Linked DNA regions of Homo sapiens: region 1 is linked to region 2. Evidence: read pairs that join two places in POLR2A ChIA-PET (ENCODE). Cell type or tissue: PC-9. All regions are shown on one strand. Links, peaks and the distances in the headings refer to the core of each region. The heading gives the core; the rest is flanking DNA.

Region 1 (4,392 bases), core at 123-4,122, 170 kb before region 2:
TAGCTCATAGGTAGCTGAACTAAATAGGAGTGAAGTCCTAGGCTTTGAGAATAGGGAGGTACCATAGCAACAAAGAGGGAGGAAGAACAGAAAGAGGGCTGGAATATTCTACAGGAGAAGGAGGGGGACTCAAGACCCTGGGTTTGGGAAGTGAAAGGAAGTCCCAAGGTGACTCGGGAAACAGGCCAGATGTGAGTAGAAGAAATGTCCCTATTTCTCAAAGCCACCTCCCTTTATCTTCTTCTAAACCCACAGATTCCCAAAAGTGCCCCAAAGATGCCCAAGTAGAGGTTAAGGGAGAAGCAAGGCACCGGGTACTACTGTTTGCAGCAAACACGGATGCTGGCCTGCCCAGGGGCCCCTCTCTCCTTTTGGATTTTATTCAGGAATCATCGTTGGTCTCAGGTGATCATGACACAGCTATTCTCCTTTGCCAGTGACTGACATGAGATTCAGATCTCACTAATAAGATGTAAGAGGATGTCTCCTGGGAGCTTTTGGAAACTGTTTCATCCCTGAAAAGGGAAGGCACATGAAGAAAAATCCAACATCCTTTTGCTACTGACTTCTTGCTTCCTGTTTTGTATCCTGCCATGTGAAAATACAGCATTTGGAGATGTGGCAACTTTGTGCTGGCCATGAAGGAATGCGTCCCCCACACGGCAGAGTACAAGGACCAAAGAAGCCAGGCCATCGCCCCAGGCCGGCCTCCCTCACTGGATAAACAGCATATGCCCTTATGCTGCATGAGCTGGATTTTCCCTTTCTTGTGGCTGAAATGCATTTGGATACAGTTTGTTTATACTCATAGAGTCACTGTAAGTCAGGGGCTTATTGTCAGGAACTACTTAACACTTTGCTTAGGATATTGGATTTAAAGAAAGGAATTTTGGGGAATCCATGCTATAGAAATAAAAGTATCAGTAAGTAAGAGGGGGAAACATACAAATTTAAAATGTGCACATAAGAAACTTAATAGTAACTCCTCCCTGCTGGGGGCATGGGAAGGGAGAAATGAAGGAACAATTATTTTTCATTTGGTACCATTCTCTGTATGGCTTGGATTTTCTTGCTATTATTTTTATTTGTTAAAATCTGGGCAGTGCAATAATGGGGCACTTCTATTTCTTCCGTTTTCTGTATTTTCCATTTCCCTCTATTTTCTGTATTAGAAATACACTACTTAGCCGGACATGGTGGCTCATGCCTGTAATCCCAGCACTTTGGGAGGTCAAGGCGGGCAGATCACCTGAGGTCAGAAGTTCGAGACCAGCCTGGCCAACATGGTGAAATCCTGTCTCTATTTAAAAAAAATAAATAAATTAGCCAGGCATGGTGGTGGGCACCTGTAATCCCAGCTACTCGGGAGGCTGAGGAAGAAGAATCACTTGAACTGGGGAGGTGGAGGTTGCAGTGAGCCGAGATGGCACCAACGGACTCCAGCCTGGGCGACACAGTGAGATTCTTCCTCAAAAAAAAAAAAAAAAAAAAAGAAAAGAAAAGAAAAAGAAATACACTACTTAAAAATAAAAGGAAATGTTATATTGGCATGTCTAGAGAATTGCTCCTTTCTCCTCCTCCAGGGAGGAAAACAGAGGACCTTATATTTAGCAATCCAGCATCACTCTCCTGACATTCCCTCTAGTAGAGAATCATGCCTAACTAAAGAGCTCAGAGCTCACAGATAGATCACCTCTGAAGCCATGTCCAGGCAAGGGTCAACAAGAATGAAAACACAGGGTAACACACAAAGCATTCAGTCCACAAATCACAGGCATCAGTCTGACTTCTAGTCATACTTTTGCAAAAAGAATTCCAAGAGTTCCAGTATCTAGTCTAAATCTTATAAAAGATTTATGCATTCCTGAGTACTGTTTAATACTATAACTAAACACTGATACAGCACACTAAGACAGTTACTGGATACAAAAAACAATTTCTCACTTAGGTAATTCATTTTTTATTTATTTATTTATTTTTTGAGACTGAGTCTCACTCTATCACTGAGGCTGGAGTGGAGTGGTGTGATCTCGGCTCACTGCAACCTCTGCCTCCCAGATTCAAGCGATTCTCGTGCCTCAGCCTCCCAAGTAGGTGGGATTACAGGCACCCACCATCATGTCCGGCTAATTTTTGTATTTTTGGTAGACAGGGTTTCTCCATGTTGGCCAGGCTTGTGTTGAACTTCTGACCTCAGGTGATCCACCTGTCTCGGCCTCCCAAAGTGCTAGGATTACAGGCGTGAGCCACCTGCGCCCAGCTGCGAAATTTTTTTTTTTAATCAATCCATTTTCAAATCAAAGTATATACTGCAGATTCCAGCCTAGTTATTTCAACTCAGAACTCCTCAGCTTAGGCCTCTTAATTGCCTTATTTCATAAGAAGCTGACTCACTCAAAGGTCACAAAGGCAGCGATGGCAGAGCCAAGATCAGAAGTGTTAAGGCTGAAAACAGGAAGAGGGCAACAGAATGTCTGTGGAGGTGCTCAAAGGTTAGGCACAATTTTCCTTGGGCACTACTCAGAAGCCAGCCAGGAATTACCTTAGTTCTGTGGTTCTCTGCATTCAGTCCCTCATATAGAGATTTGTTGAAAGATATTTCACCAAGGATCTGCAGTTCAGTTACATCTTTTAGTAACTAGAAGATGGGGAAAGGAATGAGGGAAACAAAACATATTTTAGACATGAACTCACTGTGTTTGAACAGCCTTCACCACCTTTCCCTTTAAAGGTATTCCTGGGCTTAGTTAATGGCCCTAACGTACACAACACTACATAAAGTTACCCAAACAAGACATCTGCAGTTATTCTTCAACTTCCTTTTTTTTTTTTTTTGAGATGGAGTTTCGCTCTTTCGCCCAGGCTGGAGTGAAGTGGTGCGATCTCGGCTCACTGCAACCTCCACCCCGTCAGGTTCAAGCGATTCTCCTGCCTTAGCCTCCCGAGTAGCTGGAATTATGGGCATGTGCCACCATGCCAGGCTAATTTTTGTATTTTTAGTAGAGATGGGGTTTTGCCATGTTGGCCAGGCTTGTCTCGAACTCCTGACCTCAGATGATCTACCCACCTCGGCCTCCCAAAGTGCTGGGATTACAGGCGTGAGCTGCCGCGCCTGGCCTTTTCTTCAACTTCTTTTCCCTTGTGCCATCCAAAGTCAGTTCTTGACTGACTGACTTATTTTTGAGACAGGATCTCGCTCTGTCACCCATGCTGGAGTGCAATGGCATGATCATGGGTCACTATAGCCTCAACCTTCCAGGCTCAAGTGATCCTCCCACCTCAGTCTCCTGAGTAGCTGAGACCACAGGTGCACCCCACCACACTGGGCTAATTTTTGTATTTTTTGTAGAGATGGGGTTTTACCATGTTGCCCAGGCTGGTCTCAAACTCCTGGGCTCAAGCAATCCACCCACCTTAGCCTCCCACAGTGCTGAGATTACAGGCATGAGCCACCACACCCAGCTTATTCATTTTATTTAACGTAAGAGATTTTTCCTTTTTTTTTTTTTTTTTTTTTTTTTTTTTGAGACAAGGTCTCACTCTGTTACTCGGGCCGGAATGGAGTGGCTCAATCATAGCTCACTGAAGCTTCAAATTCCTGGGCTCAAACGATACTCCTGCCTCAGCCTCCCAAGTAGCTGGGACTACAGGCATGAGCCACCATGCGTGGCTAATTTATGTATTTATTTATTTTTAAGAAATGGGGTTTCACTATGCTGCCCAGGCTGATCTTGAACTCCTGGCCTCAAGCAATCCTCCCGCCTCAGCCTCCCAAAGTGTTGGGATGACAGATGTGAGCCACCACACTCACAATTCTTTTTTTTTAAATTATTTCTTGTATCTGTCCCTTTCTTTTCCACCCCCATTGCTACTTCTTCAGTTGAGACCTCACAAATGTCACCTGGATCACTGTAAAACATTAAACTTGATCACTTGATCACTAGTTCCCACTTTAGAATAAGTGATCAGGGAAGGCCTCTCTAAGAAAATAACACGTGTGGCCGGGTGTGGTGGCTCATGCCTGTAATCCCAGCACTTCGGGAGGCTGAGGTGGGTAGATCATCTGAGGTCAGGAGTTCAAGACCAGCCTGACCAACACGATGAAACCCCATCTCTACTAAAAATACAAAATTAGCCGGGCGTGGTGGCTCACGCCTGTAATCCCAGCACTTTGGGAGGCCAAGGAGGGCGGATCACCTGAGGTCAGGAGTTCAAGACCAGCCTCACCAACATGGAGAAACCCCATCTCTACTAAAAATACAAAATTAGCCGGGTATGGTGGCGCATACCTGTAATCCCAGCTACTTGGGAGGCTGAGGCAGGAGAATCGCTTGAACCCGGGAGGCGGAGGTTGCAGTGAGCCGAGATCGTGCCATTGCACAACAAGAGCGA
Region 2 (4,392 bases), core at 304-4,303:
CCAGGCATGGTGGCGTGCACCTGAAATCCCATCTACTCGGGAGGCTGAGGCAGGAGAATCGTGTGAACTTGGGAGGTGGAGGTTGCAGTGAGCCAAGATCACGCCACTACACTCCAGCCTGGGTGACGGAGCAAGACTCGGTTTCAAAAAAAAGCAAGGGGATGAGAATGAGGGGAATGAGGGGTGAAACAGGGGCATGACATCCCCTGAGACTCATGTTCTCAAACTCACTGTGTGGCGGCTGAAACATCAGGGAGGTGACCCCCAGCCCTCACCTTCAGCCATGACCCTGGGCTACATCCTGACCCCGGACTGAACCCTGACACTCAGCCTGAGACCCCCATCTCTGTCCCAGGCTTGTAGAGCGCTGGCCATGCCCAACCTGATGCCCTTCCCCCTGCTTGCGCTGGACTCTGCATGTTCTCAGGAGAAGGAAGTGAGTGAACTCCTGACCCTCCATCCTTCCTGTCTGCTGGTAACTTCCTCCGAACCCACACAGCAACTGAGAACATGGGTCTCAGGGAGACCCAGAGTACGCATGGTGAAGCGCCTGCTCTACCGCTCGTTCCCCATCCCCTTGCTTTGACAGATGTCAGCGAGGCAGGGCTGGCTGGAGTCCACCGGCCACTGAGGAGCCAGGACTGGGTTCCAGTCCTGCCTGCTGACCCACCAGGGGCCCTAGACCAGCTCCTTCCCGACTCTGAGCCCCAGTCTCCCGACTTGTCCTGTGGATTCCCTGCCTTCCCATATTTTCCAGGCTCACAGCAGGGTTTGGAGGTAGACTGAGGGTAAGGGTGAGGTCCAGACCCCCTGTGCCCGGTACGCAGTGTGTTGAATGAGTAGAAGCCTGGAGGCGGTGGGGCTGGTGCTGACATGGAGAAAGGAAGAGAGGAGGCTCCACACTAGGAACAGGAAAAGTCATGGAAGCTGGACCCAGAGGAGTGAGAGGGAGTTAATGAGGCTGGAACATCAAGGAGGCCTCCCTGGAGGAGGTGAAGGAGGTGAGGAGGCTGAGTGAGGCTAGAGTATCAGGGAGGCCTCCCTGGAAGAGAGGGCAGGAGACAGTGAGTGCGGCTGTGGCACAAGGAGGCCTCCCTGGAGGAGGTGAGAGGGGACAGGGAGTGGGGCTGTGGCACAGGGAGGCCTCCCTGGAGGAGGTGAGAGAGGACAGAGAGTGGGGCTGTGGCATAAGGAGGCCTCCCCAGAGGAGGTGAGAGGCTGTGGCATAGGGAGGCCTCCCTGGAGGAGGTGAGAGGGACAGTGAGTGGGGCTGGAGCTTCGGGGAGAGCTTGGAAACCAGACAGCATAGGAAGGAGGAAGCCAAAGCTGGGAACACCCTCCAGGACCCGCCAGGCTCCTCCCAGCAGGTGGCCCACCCCTCCGCCCCTTCCCCTCACTCCGCATGCCTTGTTTTTCCCTCCCGAATGTAAGTTTCATGAGATTAGGACGCTCATCTGCCTTGTCTCCAAAAGATCATCAGTGCCTGGCATGTGATAGGAACTCGATAAATATTTGTTGAATAAATGAGTGGTTGCCATAGTGATCGTTACAGCCCTGTCCCCATTAGACAGATGAGAAAGCAGCCTCAGAGAGGCAACCCCAGCAAGCCTCAGGCCCCAGCACATATAACAGAATGAACTCCAGAGTCAGGAGCTCCTGCTTTTTGGCCCTAGGCAGGGACTACGGGACTCAGAGCCGCCACAGGCAGAAGCCACAGGCTGCCCGGGCCCATAAAATTTGCGTATTTCCTTGAGGTTGCCATTCCAGCAAGAGGCCATCCTCCTTTACCCTTGAACACCTTTCCCTGCTTTTCTTAGATAGGTAGAGGGAGGCCCAGCGGGTGGGGATGGGCCCGGGGTCACCCAGCAAGTCGGGGCAGAAGGTTTCCTGTTCCAGCCTGAGCCCTGTTACCCGGTTTGGCGCCCAGGCTCTGAAGCCAGGCAGCCAGGCTGCACCCTTTCCTGGCTGGGAGCCCGTGAGCAGGTGGCTTCGCCTCTGTGCCTTGGGTTTTCCTCGCCCGCAAGATGGGGTTCTAGCGGGCCTCACCTCACCGCACGTGGTGAGATGCTGAGGAGGGAACGCCCGTAAGGCGCTCAGAACAGTGCCTGCCACTAAGGAGGCCGTAAAAGTGAGTTGTTGTTGTGCGGCTGCTGTTGTGATTGCTCGGGACACGCTGAGGCCCAGATGGATGCGCGGGCGGGCGGAAGGCGGCCGCGAGGGCTGACGTCAGGCTCCCCATCCCTCCCTCCCGCCTGGATCAAATTCAGGTGACTAAGCGCGTCTGCGAGGGAGGCGGCCGGCCGGGGAGGCCCGAGGTTCCTGCCGCGTGTCCGGGAGACAGGGCCTGGCGCCCCGGCCGCGTGTGTGAGGGCGTGTGTCCCCACAGGAGGGAATATGTGTGCGCAGGCTGTGGACCAGGGTGGTGGCGTGTGTGTGTGTGTGTGTGTGTTGTGGGTCCCCACACAGGAGCGCACTGCATGGAGATGAAAACCTCGGTGTGATGTGTGTGTGCGCAGGTGTGTTTATGCGCCTGTGTGCCTGCAGGTCTCCGTGTACCTATGCCCAGGGTAGGGGGGTGGTCCGCGCCCCTGGGGGCCCTGGGAGCCTGATCCCAGAGCTCATATCTGGACTTTTCCCCATAGTCACTGGTCCCACCAGCCTGGCACTGCCTGCTGGGCTGGATTCTGTGCCCCGGGCGGAAACCCAGGCCCATCTGGAGGCTCACACAGGGGGTGTCTCAAGGCCCTTCCCAAGCTCAGGCCTTAGTAGATACTCTGTAGAAACTTAATTCGGTGGATAACTAGGGCCATGTGGGCAAACAGAAAGATGGACAGACAGGCCGGGAACCAGGCCCATGGTACAGCGAAGGATTCCTGTGGGCATGGGCACTGGCTTAGTCCTGCGGCCGTGAACAGCCAGACTCAAGCCCTCCCTCATTGGGAAAAACTACTGCAATCCTGTCCCCCCAGACTGGGGATCTGCTGCCTCGGACAAGTCATCGAGCCTCTTGGAGCCTCTGTTTCCTAACACGTGCATCAAGCAGAAGGCCACTGTCCTGCCAACTCCCAGGGCGATGGAAGGAACAGAATGAGGTGTGGACACAGGAGTAGTTTGTGCCACAGCACTGTGGGGCTGGGATGTGGCTGTGTCTAGAAGCGTCCAAGAGAGCCTTGATGTGCAAGGTCCAACCCCACCTCTGCCCCCAGCTCCAAGATGGCCTGGCACATATCCCCCACCCAGGTTTTTCCTCCCAGGCTGTGCCCCACCCCCCAAGCGTCTGGCCACTCCCAAGGAATGTGGGCCCCCGGCTCCAGACGCCCACTTGGCCTGGCTTCTTCCACAGGACATGCCCCATCCAGCTGCATCCCTCAAAGGAGCCCCAGAGCAGGCAGACCCTGCTGCCATCCACGCGGGTTCAAGTAGCTCCACCTGGGAGCTGGTCAGGCCCTGGTCAGGCCTCATTCTGAGCGCTGGAAGGCCGCTGTGAACCCCAGTGCCAAGCCGAGGCAGGGGACCAGCTACATCCAGGCGAGGGGATGGACAGCCGTGACCAGCAGAGGACCGAACAGAAGGGAAAGCCGCAGAGGTGGCGGCCACCCAGGCCAGACACAGAAGGTGGTCCTCCCATGCCTGGGCCGCCTCACTGGAGCTGTGTTTATGATCCTGGCGAGTATCTGGATGGCCCTGGCAACGGGTGCCCTCCGCAGCTCCCGCCCCCACCCGGGATGACTCAGTCCCCTTGAGGGAGGCCCAGGCGTCTGGTGCCAAGTCATGCTTGACGACTCCTGCTGTGAGGACGCCCGCTCCCACCATCCCTGGGGAGCCCCCAAGCACCAATACGGGCTGTTGCCTGACTCAGCACAGCTACCCCCAGCGCATCGTCCTGGCCCACCCACGGAGGCTGATGGTCTCCAGGCCTCATCCTCTGCCCCTCCTCATCCTCCACACCAGGTCTGTGCCTCCAGCCCCACTCTTTCCAGCTAGCTGCCACCTCCCCGTCCATGTTCCCGAGCAGCTCAGATCCAACAGGCCCCAGATTCAACTCAGCATCTTCCCCAAACCTGCTCGTCCTCCTCTGTCTCCATTGCGAGACGGGTACCACACCCTCCCCATTCTTTCCTGACCCAGGTCAGCAATCCGGGAGCCCTCCTTGTCACTCGTCCTTTCCCTGTTGCCCACCCTTGCTCCCCACAACCCCACACTTACTCTCCACTGCAGCCACACCACAGCTTCCCAAATTGCATACTCTGTTCTGCTGCCAGGCCTCAGTACAAGCTGTGCCTTCTGCCAGGAACACACCTCCCTCTCCTCTGCTGCCTGGAGGACAGCTCAGACATCGCCTCTTCTGAGCCCTCCTTGATCTCCCCACTACCTGCTGGGTGAGCTCACCAA

Evidence for each region. Peaks named below come from ENCODE experiments on the same cell type or tissue, not always from the same donor. Only the 100,000 strongest peaks of a DNase experiment are listed, where the experiment ranks them.
Region 1: POLR2A ChIA-PET joins it to region 2 with 27 read pairs; 4 of 35 experiments call an interaction of 5 or more read pairs at or near these places.

The regions. Positions count from the first base shown.
Region 1 is chr17:3,717,765-3,722,156 of GRCh38, forward strand. ITGAE (integrin subunit alpha E) reads right to left here. Exons shown (of 31, transcript NM_002208.5): 29 at 2,543-2,638. It also overlaps a transcript of P2RX5 not described here. Among named protein-coding and RNA genes, the nearest start is that of HASPIN, 3.9 kb to the right of the region's middle. In PC-9, for the core only: no CTCF peak of the experiment used is centred there; DNase peaks (open chromatin) are centred at 2,397 and 2,677; H3K4me3 peaks cover 925 bases; H3K27ac peaks cover 2,592 bases.
Region 2 is chr17:3,886,487-3,890,878 of GRCh38, forward strand. The region is part of intron 1 of CAMKK1 (calcium/calmodulin dependent protein kinase kinase 1); the gene reads right to left. Among named protein-coding and RNA genes, the nearest start is that of CAMKK1, 4.4 kb to the right of the region's middle. RefSeq lists enhancers at 1,587-2,106, 2,107-2,628. In PC-9, for the core only: no CTCF peak of the experiment used is centred there; DNase peaks (open chromatin) are centred at 1,935, 2,225 and 3,725; H3K4me3 peaks cover 1,167 bases; H3K27ac peaks cover 3,070 bases.